Linked DNA regions of Homo sapiens: region 2 is linked to region 1. The links are chromatin contacts, found by Hi-C or POLR2A ChIA-PET in ENCODE. All regions are on one chromosome and are shown on one strand. Each heading gives the region's core, a stretch centred on a gene start or an enhancer-like site at or near the end of the contact. The rest is flanking DNA. Distances are from core to core; before and after follow the strand shown. Region 1 overlaps LOC102724849 (a long non-coding RNA gene). Region 2 overlaps LINC00607 (long intergenic non-protein coding RNA 607).

Region 1 (5,872 bases), core at 3,316-5,815:
GGCCTTGTGCTTTGAATCTCTCTGACATTTCCTCTGTCACCAGTCTGAGAAAGCTCTTTGCTTTTAAAAGGTTCATGTGATTAGATTAGGCCCACCAGATAATCTGCTTTTAATTAACACAAAAATAACTAATTAATAACCTTAATTACATCTGCAAAATCGCTTTTGCCACATAACATAACATAATCAAAAGTGCAGTGAGAGGTTGTGTAGTAAAGTGGCTAAGGGCATGGGCTTGAGAATCAGACTATCTGGGTTCAAAGTCATGCTCTATCACTAAATTAGGTGACACTGGACAAAGCTTTTTAGCTTCTCCGTGCTTCTGCAAAACAAGCATCATCTTTAATAACCTGCCTTGTTGGTTGGATTTTAAAGGGATCATTCTTAACAAATATTTAGCAGAGTGCCTGGCACATAATAGTTGCTCAATGAGTAACATTTAGTATTATTATTGTAGAAAAAGAAAATGAGAAAGAAAAAGTGAGAGAAAAGAAAGAAGTGAAAGAAAATTGTTGTAGACAGAGTGATCAAGGAAGGATTTATAAAGGAGGTGAGGCTTGAGTTGGATTAAGGTTAACTGAATTTTTGTAAGCATGAAGAGGGGCAATGTATTCATTCTAAATTATAACAAATTTACCAATAAAAGGTTTGTATTTTGTAGAAATGAGAAACTGATTACATCTGCTTATTTGGACAGTGAATGGAACCACATATTCTGCCTGTTGGCAAACACCAAATCTGTATAGTTTATTTTCTTCAAAGGTAAGTAATGAGAAAATTAACTGACAAGGCACACTGGATCAACAGGTTACTATGCTATATTTGATAAATAGGCTTATTCCTGATACCTCAGACTTACTCCAGGATTTTTTTTTTTTTTTTAATAGAGTCTCGCTCTGTCGCCCAGGCTGGAGTGCAGTGGCATGATCTGGGCTCACTGCAACCTCTGCCTTCCAGGTTTAAGTGGTTCTACTACTTCAGCCTCCCAGTAGCTGGGATTACAGGTGCCTGCTACCTCACGTGGCTAATTTTTGTATTTTTAGTAGAGACAGTGTTTTGCCATGTTGGCCAGACTGGTCTTGAACTTCTGACCTCAAGTGATCTTTCCGCCTCGGCTTCCCAAAGTGCTGAAATTACAGTCATGAACCACCGCGCCTGGCCAGGAATTTGGTAAGCCATGTTTACATATACAGTGGACCAGGTAGGAACCCTAAATATGCTTTTCCTTGGATTGGTCCAAATGCCTTGGTCATTCTCTCCCAGCATAATCCAAGCAAAGATAAACAATGACCAATGAATAAGGCTCAGTAGTCAATCGGTTGAATGGGAAAGCACCACAGCCACTTAGATCATAAAAAGCCCAAGTCTGCAGCCACTCAGTCAGTCCATTCTGCTAGCAAATTTCTGTTTATATATCTTCTCTCCAAGAAGGGGCTCTTCCAAAGCTGGCCCTAGATAGTTCCTCAGCCGATCGGTGAATTAATAGTCAATTAACTAAGTATTAGGTTGATGTGAAAGTAATCACGGTTTTGCCATTGAATATGTTACATTGAATATAAAGGCAAAAATTGCGATCACTTTCATACCAACCTAATATTATCACCTCTTTTTCTAATATGTGACCCTGTGATAAGAGAAAACCCCCCGATTTTCCTCTAAAGACCCATTCATTCTCCACTTTCAGTGCATGCTTTTCAGGTCCTGCTGATCTCAGGGTGGGATTTTGATTCAGGTCCCAGTAATCAGAGCACTGCAGTACCTGATTACCAACAGCCTTTACTATTTGTTCATGGCTGGGCTTGCAGTCCAAACTAGGCCAATGGAAACCCTTCCTGAGAATTTTTAAAGAATTAATTAATAATCACACTTCCGTTTGGAATTGCTAAAGTGGTAGAATGTAGGTGTGATGCTACTGGTGATTACTCTGCCTCTGTGTGGGAACAGCCTTCCTGAGAATGAAGGCACCCCAAAGAAAAGTGAGCTCTGAGATGGAAGGGCTCAGCTCTGAAGATGTCATTTGAGCATCTATACGGTGCTGCATTGTACATATCATGCTTCTGGACTTCTAAGTTATTGAGCCAATAAGTTATTATATTTTGTTTAAGCACATTTGAGTTTGCATTTCTGTCATTGTCAACCAAGAGTTCTAACAGTCGGCTCACAGAGCCTCCGATGTAACGTTCCCACTGTAAACATTCAGATTGATTAATTAATTTGAATCCCAGCTATAGAACCCTGATAGAGAGAATCTCTACCCTCTGATCCAATCAGACAGGCTCACAGAGCACAAACATACCTGTTGTACTCTGGTGGGTGGGTGAGGGGGGATAGTGATCATGGAAGAGGAACAGAGATACATAACCAAAGCCATTTGGTTCAAATGTGTGTGACTTTTATAATCAGACAATAAGAATATTTATTTTGAATAATCACTTAAAACAATTTAAGTAGATTTGAATAATCTATTAACAAATTTTTGCTTTTTTGTTACATTCAGTGGCTGCCAAGAGTTTTTAATCACTCAAGTGATTTTAGTTAACAATTAATAATGAAAATCTAAGCAACAAAAATGTTCACTCTAAGTCATTTGACATAAGAGAACTAGTGCTCAGATGGTACACGGAGAACCCATTTTTCATTTCCACGCTTCACAATCTCACACTCTTTTGCCAAATTCCTACAACCAGTCCTTAATGACCTAGTCTCAGTCTCAAAGTACCTCTCTCCCTAAGGCATCCTGTCTCCCCAGAAACAGGAATGTATTGCTAAGTGGACCTTACAGATTATTTAGGCCAGCTTTCATATGAGATGAAAAGTTTCAAAGAAGTCAATAATAGTGAAACATTTTTTTAAAAGGTTGGGGGGGGGATTCTAATTTTATTGAAATCCCCCAAAGAACTTGATATTACAGGTGACATCAGTTCCAGCTCAGACTGTAGCTAGTTGAGTCCTCTGTTCCACAGATTTTATTCCTAAGTAGATCTTTGCCTTTAGAAGTGAGTGTCAAGCCTATTCAGTAATTTCAAGCTGGAAGAGACCTTGGGAATTTTCTAGTCCATATCTGTCATTTTATTTTTATTTTTATTTTTTTTGAGACTGAGTCTTGCTCTGTTGCCCAGGTGGGAGTGCAGTGGTGCTATCTCGGTTCACTGCAACCTCTGCCTCCTGGGTTCAAGGGATTCTCCTGCCTCAGCCTCCCGAGTAGCTGGGATTACAGGCATGTGCCACCACGCCTGACTGATTTTTGTATTTTTAGTAGAGATGGGTTTTCACTGTGTTGGTCAGGCTGGTCTTAACTCCTGACCTCTGGCGATCCACCTACCTTGGCTTCCCAAAGTGCTGGGATTACAGGCACGAGCCACTGCACCCGGTCCATACCCATTATTTTAAAGAGGAGGAAACTCAGGCTCAGAAAATATGGACCAATAATCAAAGCAGGGAGACACGTACATCCCAGGAAGGAAAAATGGCTGGAACAAAGGCGCTGAGTCAAGAAAAGATATACTCAGGGACAAAATTTTGAAAATGAATTTGGATGTGACTTTAGTTGCTTAATGGGTTGACTGTAAACTTGAAAGGTAAATTATTAGGTCCAAATTATAGAAGGTTTTGAATGTTAAGGTGAAGGGTTGTTGCTTTGTTTTTAACTTTATAAACACATAAAAGTAGGGAAAGTTGAATAATGAAAGCCATGTGGTTACCACCCATTTTCTACAATGATCAACTCATGATCAGTTATATTCCTTCTATGACTCTACTTCCTCCCTCCTTCTCTTCTGTCTCCCAGATTATTTTGAAGCAAATCTTTGTCATAATATAGCTTTATAAATATTTCAACATATTTCAAGCCCCAAACTAAAGACTTAGAGGGTTTCTAAGTATTCTGTAGATAAGAAGAAGCCTTTGAATATTTTCAACCCAGGGAGCAACATGTTCAGAACTGCAGAAGGCTCTTCCGGCAGTTCCATATGGGATGGATTGGAGTAGGAAGTGGCAGGGTAGTGTAAGCACTTGATATGCCACATTGTCCTTGTCACAGAAGCGTTGTTTCCTATTTTCCAAGTTTAACGTATGCTCTATAGTTTCCCTTGCTGGTATTTAAGGGTAGAAATAATTTATAGATTCTTGGCCAATGGAGATATTTCCGTTTTAGAGGTTTTGTCATTCTGACATTTCAGTTTCACGCTTTGTAGTTCTTTTATGCATTGAGGTGTATGGCAATAATGTAAGTGTGAATTTTTCTATTTCTCCTTATGTATTAAATATTCACCTTTTATTTTATTATATTGCTTAATGAGGACATTCTGTGTACTAGTTTGATGTTTATGGAAGAAAAACAAAAGCTTCCCTAGCTCTAAAAACTTGCCTTTTAAGTTCCTCATCTCTATAAGTAGCAAAACATAACACATAAATTATTCAGGCAATACAAAATGAAAATAAATACATTTCAATTGGCTATCTAAGAGATTATTTCTCTGTGCATTGAGTCTTCTTTTATGTAGTCACTGCAAAACCATGAAAGATTGAAATATTTTCTGAATGAGAAATCTTTCAACATGAAGCAGCACACACAGCACTGTGAGCAGAAACTAAAATAAACCCTGTCTGGCCTCAAGGTTCATGTTGCATATTTAGAGTTGGAAATACTCATTTCAGGGTACATTTTTCTTTAACCCAGTCATCCCAGAGTGGAACAACAACATAGAGAATAGATAAGATTGTCTGTCTGGCTAGCTGAACACACTGTCCTTCACACTGCTGAGAAATTTGCAGAGTATGGTAGAGGTTTTTAGATCTTGAAACTGTACAAGGCACTCTTCTGCTTTTAATTTATGCTTTGAAGATTTATACAAAATAGAAAGACCAAATAACTCACTTTCCATTTAAAGTGCTCACGTTTTCCATCTGGTACATTGTTATGAATAACATGTCTGCATGACATAACAGAAAATTTTTCATACCAGTGCGGGTCTGCCATCAATTTATAATCAGAAATGTCACATGACGTATTGAAAAGAAATCAGAATTACACACGGTTGCTGCATTTGCCTTCTTATATTTCTTACCAGAAGCCCTTTTCCTTCTTTTCAGCTGCCTCTGTGAATTGTGTGGAATCATTAGAGAAAAACCCAAGTAGAGAGCTAGCAATTTTACAAAACTGTAAAAAAGTTCTTTGAATAACCATAACAATGGTATATTTTCAGTGCTTTTCCTGTTATCTTTTTGGTTGCATTTTTAAATCAAAACACAAAATTGATAGATGACAGATAATAAAAAATTTTTATAACCAGATCTCTTCTAATGCTTGAAATTTCAGGTGAATCAACAGAAAGCAATATGAGCATGATTATGCTGCTATAATGGGTCAGACCAGTACCTCATGCTAACTAAAAGTCTGTCTATGACTGTGGCAGTCATGTGTATTTTCTGAAAAAGAATTCTAGCTTCTCTACAGGATTTCAGACTTAGAAAGTCAGAGACCTGCCCAAAGCTTTCCCAAACTTCTAATTAACAGAGGGCCAAGGCAGAGAACTTGAGTTCTCATTACTGATCTCCCACTAATGGGATGTGCCACCTTAGGTGTATTGTTAATTTCTGTTTACAGTGTTTCACTTTCTTTATTTCCAGATAAGAAAAGATTCTAATTACAAAAACAATTTTAAAAGAGTCTACACATAGAAGATAATAATTGCTATTATTTTTACTTATCTAAATCTAGGGAATCATGATTGCCAACAATCACTCAGCACCAACAATTTACTGAATGTTTATCTGCCTGCATTCTTCTTGTGGCTGGAAATGTAGCAGTGAACCAGACCGAGACCCTGATCCGCTGGGTATATAGCTGGGGGAGTCAGACATTCATGAAAAT
Region 2 (5,872 bases), core at 2,362-4,861, 290 kb after region 1:
GTGTGTCAGCTTACTTGGCCACCCAGATATTTGGTTAAGCATTATGCTGGGTGTCTTTGTGAGGATGAAATGAACATTTAAATTGGTAGGCTGAGTAGAGCAGATTGCTCTCCTCAACATGGGTGGACCTCATCCAGTCAGTTGAAAACCTGAATAGAAGAAAAGGACTGACCCTCACTCGACCAAGAAGGAACTCCTCCTGCCTGACTGCCTTTGAACTGGGATATCAGCTGTTTCCTTCTTTTGGTCTCACACGGAAACACTGGCTGTTCCTGGGTCTCGAGCCTGCCAGCGTTTGGATGAAAGCTACACCATCAGCTTCTGGGTCTCCAGCTTGTAGACTCCACCTGCAGATCTTGGGGATCTTGAGACTTACTGACCTCTATAATTGCATGCTGTACATTACATGCTCTGTTTCTCTGGAAGACGCTGACAAGTACCTAATCTAACCTTGGAGGGGACAGCCCATCACGTTTGCCATAGTCTGTTAGTTAGAAGTGAGTCACTTGGTCTAGTCAACACTCAAGGAGAGAGGAAGATGACACATGTTGTGGGGTACCAGGAGGCGTGGGGTACCATGTTAGAAACAGGCCTAGTGTAGTGCATCGCCTGCCAAGTTAGAATGAAGAATGGAGATAACTGGAGGTGTGTGGAGCCGGCAGCAGGAGAGGAAACAGGAGAGGAGTTTGCATGTGGCCTTGGAAGTTACCCAGGGAGGTCACCTTTTAGTGCTTTCTCTCTGGCTGGTTAGGGATTTGCAACCCAAACCTAGGGTTTCATAGTGAAACAAAAGCATGAAACATAATCAGCATCCAGATCTGGCACACAGCAGAATTTGGCAAGTCTCAAAGCCTGTGGAGATCCAGGCACAGCAGAAAAAGCATAGATTTGGACTCAGAGGACCCAGATCAGAGCTCCACAGAGCCACGCAATGAACTTGGCCAAGCTGTACGAGGACTCTGAGGTGGGGCTCTGTCTTCCCATCTGTGAAATGAGACTAATGGCACCTTCTTCACAGAAATGCTGGCAACATTAAATTAAATTCTCATTTCCTTAAAAGTGTTCCATTGAAAGCTAGTTCAGCAAAAATATGACTAGACAGAAAAGGATTACACTAACCATTCAATGTGAGAAATTCTGGGTTAAAAGGTGAACCAATCCTCTTCCTACAGCGTCTGAGGGTCATTGAGAGGTACTGAGTATTCTGGGCCTGCAAAAGAAAGGCAGATGAGTCAGTGTTAACCAAACAGATTTGGCTACCACACTTTCTCCAAGAGAATCTTATGTGACTTGTGTTAAATAATGAATTAAATAACACAGGTATAAATGTTTACCCATGGAGCCTGGCAGATCACCCACATACAGTCAGTGTATGTTGACTCTGAATCAGATTATAACACAGTAGTCATGGCAGTAAGCCACAGTGAGATGACCGGGACCAAAATCACAGATGTCCTAGCATTTGGGTGATAGAATAAATCAATCTCCTGCTACTAGATGTGACTATCCTGTGGATAAATAGCGGGACTACTAGGTTGGGCTTACTAGGTAGTGCTCTGATAGATTCTCTCTCTCTCTTTCTCTCTCTCTCTGTATATATACATATATATATGTTTTCATTGGCTGCATGGAGCTTTAGTTTTTATTTTTATTTTTCAGAGACAGAGTCTCACTCTGTCATCCAGGCCGGAATGGAATGGTGCAATCATAGCTCACTGCAGCCTTGATCTCCTGGGCTCACACAATCCTCCCACCTTAGCCTCCCAAGTAGCCAGGACTACAGGCACATGCCACTACACCTAGCTAATTTTTTTTTTATTTTTATAGAGACAGGAGCTCCATATGTTGCCCAGACTGGTCTCAAACTCCTGGGCTCAAGCAATCTTCCCGCCTCATCCTCCCAGAGTGCTGTGATTATAGATGTGAGCTGCGCCCAAGCGGCCCTGATAGAGTATTTTTTTTTTTAAACATCAGGCCAGACCATACTCCTGTAGAAAGGGAAGAGGTTTACTCCTGAAAAGAGAGGCTAGTCCCAGTGTCACACTTATCTGAGGAGGAGGTGGGAAAACGGCACTCTGAAGGCAGGCCTTAGCCAGATAGGACAGAATTCCTAGCCTTTCTCTCTCCCTCTGAACTTTGAGTTGGCTCAGTTGGCTTGGGAGCAAAGCTTAAAGATGGCTTTGGACACACAAACCCAGCCCTGAAGAAGACAAGAAGGCATCCGGTAAGATATCTCAAGCTGAAGACTAACGCATCTTACTTTACAAAGTGTATTTCTCATTTTATGTTCCTCTTTTATTCGATGTTTTTGTTAAAAATCTAGCCTTCTGTGAGAGCCTTTAAAAATGCTTCAGCTGTGCTGGAGGAACTAAGGTCATGCTGGGGGTGCATGCTAGGAGAGGCGTGTCATCTGAGGCCAGCATGATCATGCCTGGTGTGACTCTTGGAGTGAACTTCTCAGTTCACATCCCTGGCCCCTTCCCAGGGACTTGCCCCGATTCAGTGAGGTGAGTTCCAGAGGTCGTGTCTTTACTTGGTGACATGAGCCAGGGCTACTTTCTTCAGGGCTGAATGCCTAAATGAAGCCGGGCTAATCATATTGTCTTTCCTGGAAATGTGGAGATTTGTGTTCAGAGGACCGGCACCTGAGGGTCCTGGAGCTGAGCCACAGAGCATCCTAAAGGGAAAGTCCAGATATTCCCACAGTTAAGGTCTCTGGAGCCTCCCTACTTCTTACCCTGCTGAGGTTTGGTTTTTAAACTCAGATCTTCTCAATACATTTTTCTTTTTACTTAAACTGGACAAAGTCTGTTTCTCCCCCTTTAATCAAATGAATCTCAATTAATACATAGCAGCGGCAGTCAATTTTTTTTTTTTAAAGAAATCTCCAAAGGCAAGGTAAGTAGTGGCGTATAGGAATAGCAGGCTTGAAGCTCTACCATTCAGTGGTAACCCTAAGTAAATCCCTAAGTGGAGAATCCTAAGTAAAATAGAGGTACAGTTACCAAATAATCAGGGTAGATCCCAGGGGTCAAAATCTGAGGAGAGTTAGCCTCAGGGAAGTGGAGCCATGATGTACCAGCAGCTGAGCACCAAGGAGAAAACAGAACACAAAGCATTAAACAGGCTGCCCAGTGGATGGTCAAAATAGGGGACAGGTGTGAGCAGAGTTTAGCTAAGGAGCTAAAGTTCAGAGGAATGACCTCAGGCTTAGACAAACTGAAACTCAGGGCAGGGACACAAGTCAGGGTGACAAAACACTACCCAGTGGGATCATAGGTCAAAGCAGAAGCCCAGTTACCAGAACTGGAGCACGAGGTCAGAGCAGGGCAGCTCATCAGTGTGTAACCAATGCTGCTGGACTCCTCAGTTTCCCAACAAGGGACAGGTCTGGTCCCACAGTCTGGAGCAGGGCTAAGGCTGCAGGCAGGGGTGAAGAACAAGGCAGCCGGGGTGTGGGGACAGGGAGTCAGTGCTCACACTGCGATCTCGCAGCCTTCTTCTCCATAGTGACACAGCCCTGGGGCCTCTGCTCAGCCCCTGAGCTTCCAAGCAGAAAGAGCTGTAGGAGAGGATGAAGTAAGTCAGGGAAACGGAGCCACCGTCATCAGCCTGGAGCCCTTGTCCTGCATGGAGTGGCGCGTGGGGGCGGAGGAGAGGGAGAGCTGCTTTTGTTTGTTTATTTCCTCATAGCAACTCACAAACTTAGCCAAATACAGATACAAATGAAGTGCATGAAAACTTTCCTAACTTCCTGACTCAGAATCGTTACTAAATATATAGATCAGATGTAGGCGGACGAAGGCAGAATTGTAGGTTCCACCTAACAGTCCTCAAACACTGCTGCCCCTGTGCCCCTCCATGTAGAAAGAGCTCCCAAAGGTCACCAGGATGTGCTTGCCGTTTTGCTCAGTATTTTCTAAAATAATCAAAATGGAAACTGAAAATTCACCTTCCTCATGTCTCCTAACCTCAGAGGAGCCAAGCACAACTGGAGAGGCTTGGTCGAAATTGATGATTGATTGATTAGTTATCCTCTCTTTAGTGCCCTCTCTCACCTTACTCCTCATTTACTCCTGTGACAGGCCATGACGGGGGCTCACAGGACTGAAGATATGGCTACAGTTCCCATGGGGTGCAGGTGATTCCAGCAGGCTGAGACGAAGTTTCAGCACAGAGGGCATGGATGAGTTGGTGTTTCCATGAGAGGAAGGATTGGATAGGTCACGCATTCTGAAACAGATTTGCAAGGGTCTTTAGAAGTTATCTGGCTCCAGTGTGCATCATCTGATGAAACTGGTTTATCTAGCAGTTGGCAAAGGGTAAGGTTATTCTTAATGAATATTTCCATGAGGGCCCAGGATTAGGTGTATCAACATGTTCATTCCTAGATTTCAGCTGTCCTTGAAGAAACTGGTAGAGGGGAAGGGAGAGGGAGTGGAGGCAATTGTAGAATAGAGAGGATCATATCAGACCTTGTCATGAAGGTAGTGTAAGCCTCAAAAGAATTTGTCACCAAGCTCCACAAAAGAAATAAAAACTTTTCCCTTCTTCCTTTTGTAATCTACCTTTACTGAATTTGGACTACATAAACTCATTTGTTTTCAATTTAACCGCTATGTGATTAGTGGGGTAGGTTGCCAGAATATGCAGAAAAGAAAATAAAAATACTGTAAATCAAGTTTTCCCATTCTTCACCCCTGCCGCCTTTGCATTTGGGGACCTTCAAAGCTCCTGGCAGGATGTGGCTTTGACTCTGGGTTTTCTCATGTACAGCCCTTAGAAGAGTGCTTGGCACATAACAAATGCTGTGTAAGCATTTGCGATTAGTAGTAACATTTGTAGTCACATTTGTACCTTTCATGTAGAATTCCCTACCCTTAATCCAGCCAACTCCTACCTTCCCTGATAGACCACGGCCTTCATCACTGTCCAGGGCTTAGGGCTTACAGAATTTAACTCTGAATACTTTGATTAAAATCATTGTTTCTACAGATGAGAAAGTTAAAAAGGACTCCCCACTTTATGTAGCTCTTGGAGAGGGAACTTGATGATTAAGCTACTCTCAATTATTAATACTGAGAAGAAGAAAAATGTGCAGGCAGTCCTCACTGCCATCCCCTCTTAAATTCCATCCATCTGCTGCCTGGATGGTGCTGACAAACCCCTATTTCACTTTTCACTTCATTGATTCACTCATTCAACAGTTTCCCTGCTGATTCATCCGTCTCAAAGTCAACTTGTTAACATTTTACCTTACCAATTCAGGAACACCAGCGGTTGGAAAAAGAATGTAAGTACTGGTTACTCCATAGCAGGAGATGAAAAGATGATTCATTCCTTACCATTCCTCTGCTTTCAATTACTTTTGTAAGAATACCATGTAGCAAAAGCTGAGGTGCCCTGCATGCAGTCAAAAACGTATTTTTGCACCTTTTTCATTCATGGATCCATAGGATTCTACTAGACAGTCCTCTCCCATTTAGGATTGTCTGTTCTCAATATCATAGACTAAATACAAACAACTGTGAAAGGCAGCTGTTCACAATGAAGCAGCCACAAAGCTAAGCACAAAGGTATTCTGCAGTGGTTTTTGAGCTTCAACTATCCAACTTGATTCATTCCCTGTAAGTCCAGTTTTCCCTAGCCTGCAAACATAAATAAGGAAAGTCATTTTCCTATTATTTACAGCAACTTCAAGACTCCATTTATCAAATTAGCTGGGCCACAGTCCCCTTCCCCAGGAATCCTCAAAGGTGGTGGTATTTCATGTGCTTTCCTGAGTCAGTTAATCTCTGCTTCCATGGGCTCAGGCCATCAATCTCCACTCCGTCCACTGGCCACTTAGGCCAACTGCCAGTTGCCATTTACT

What was found. Hi-C counts contacts between places; a loop is a spot of excess contacts on that map. ChIA-PET counts read pairs that join two places held with the same protein, here RNA polymerase II (POLR2A). Pooled maps may share reads with other maps.
Region 2: a loop to region 1 is called in a pooled map, with 2.2 times the contacts of the local background. The contact joins two enhancer-like sites. A Hi-C loop is called at or near these places in 2 of 168 maps with a recorded cell type or tissue (Caco-2 and endothelial cell of umbilical vein) and 2 of 50 pooled maps. POLR2A ChIA-PET finds 5 or more read pairs at or near these places in 1 of 52 experiments (activated T-cell).

What each region holds. Positions count from the first base shown.
Region 1 is chr2:215,456,231-215,462,102 of GRCh38, forward strand. LOC102724849 (a long non-coding RNA gene) reads left to right here. Exons shown (of 4, transcript NR_110607.1): 2 at 662-762; 3 at 5,720-5,872. Among named protein-coding and RNA genes, the nearest start is that of FN1, 23 kb to the left of the region's middle. Within about 2 kb of position 4,566, at least 2 of the 41 ENCODE cell types and tissues checked have a DNase peak (open chromatin) inside an H3K27ac peak, as active enhancers do.
Region 2 is chr2:215,746,185-215,752,056 of GRCh38, forward strand. LINC00607 (long intergenic non-protein coding RNA 607) reads right to left here. Exons shown (of 10, transcript NR_037195.1): 2 at 4,059-4,233; 3 at 1,120-1,210. Among named protein-coding and RNA genes, the nearest start is that of LINC01614, 31 kb to the left of the region's middle. Within about 2 kb of position 3,612, at least 11 of the 41 ENCODE cell types and tissues checked have a DNase peak (open chromatin) inside an H3K27ac peak, as active enhancers do.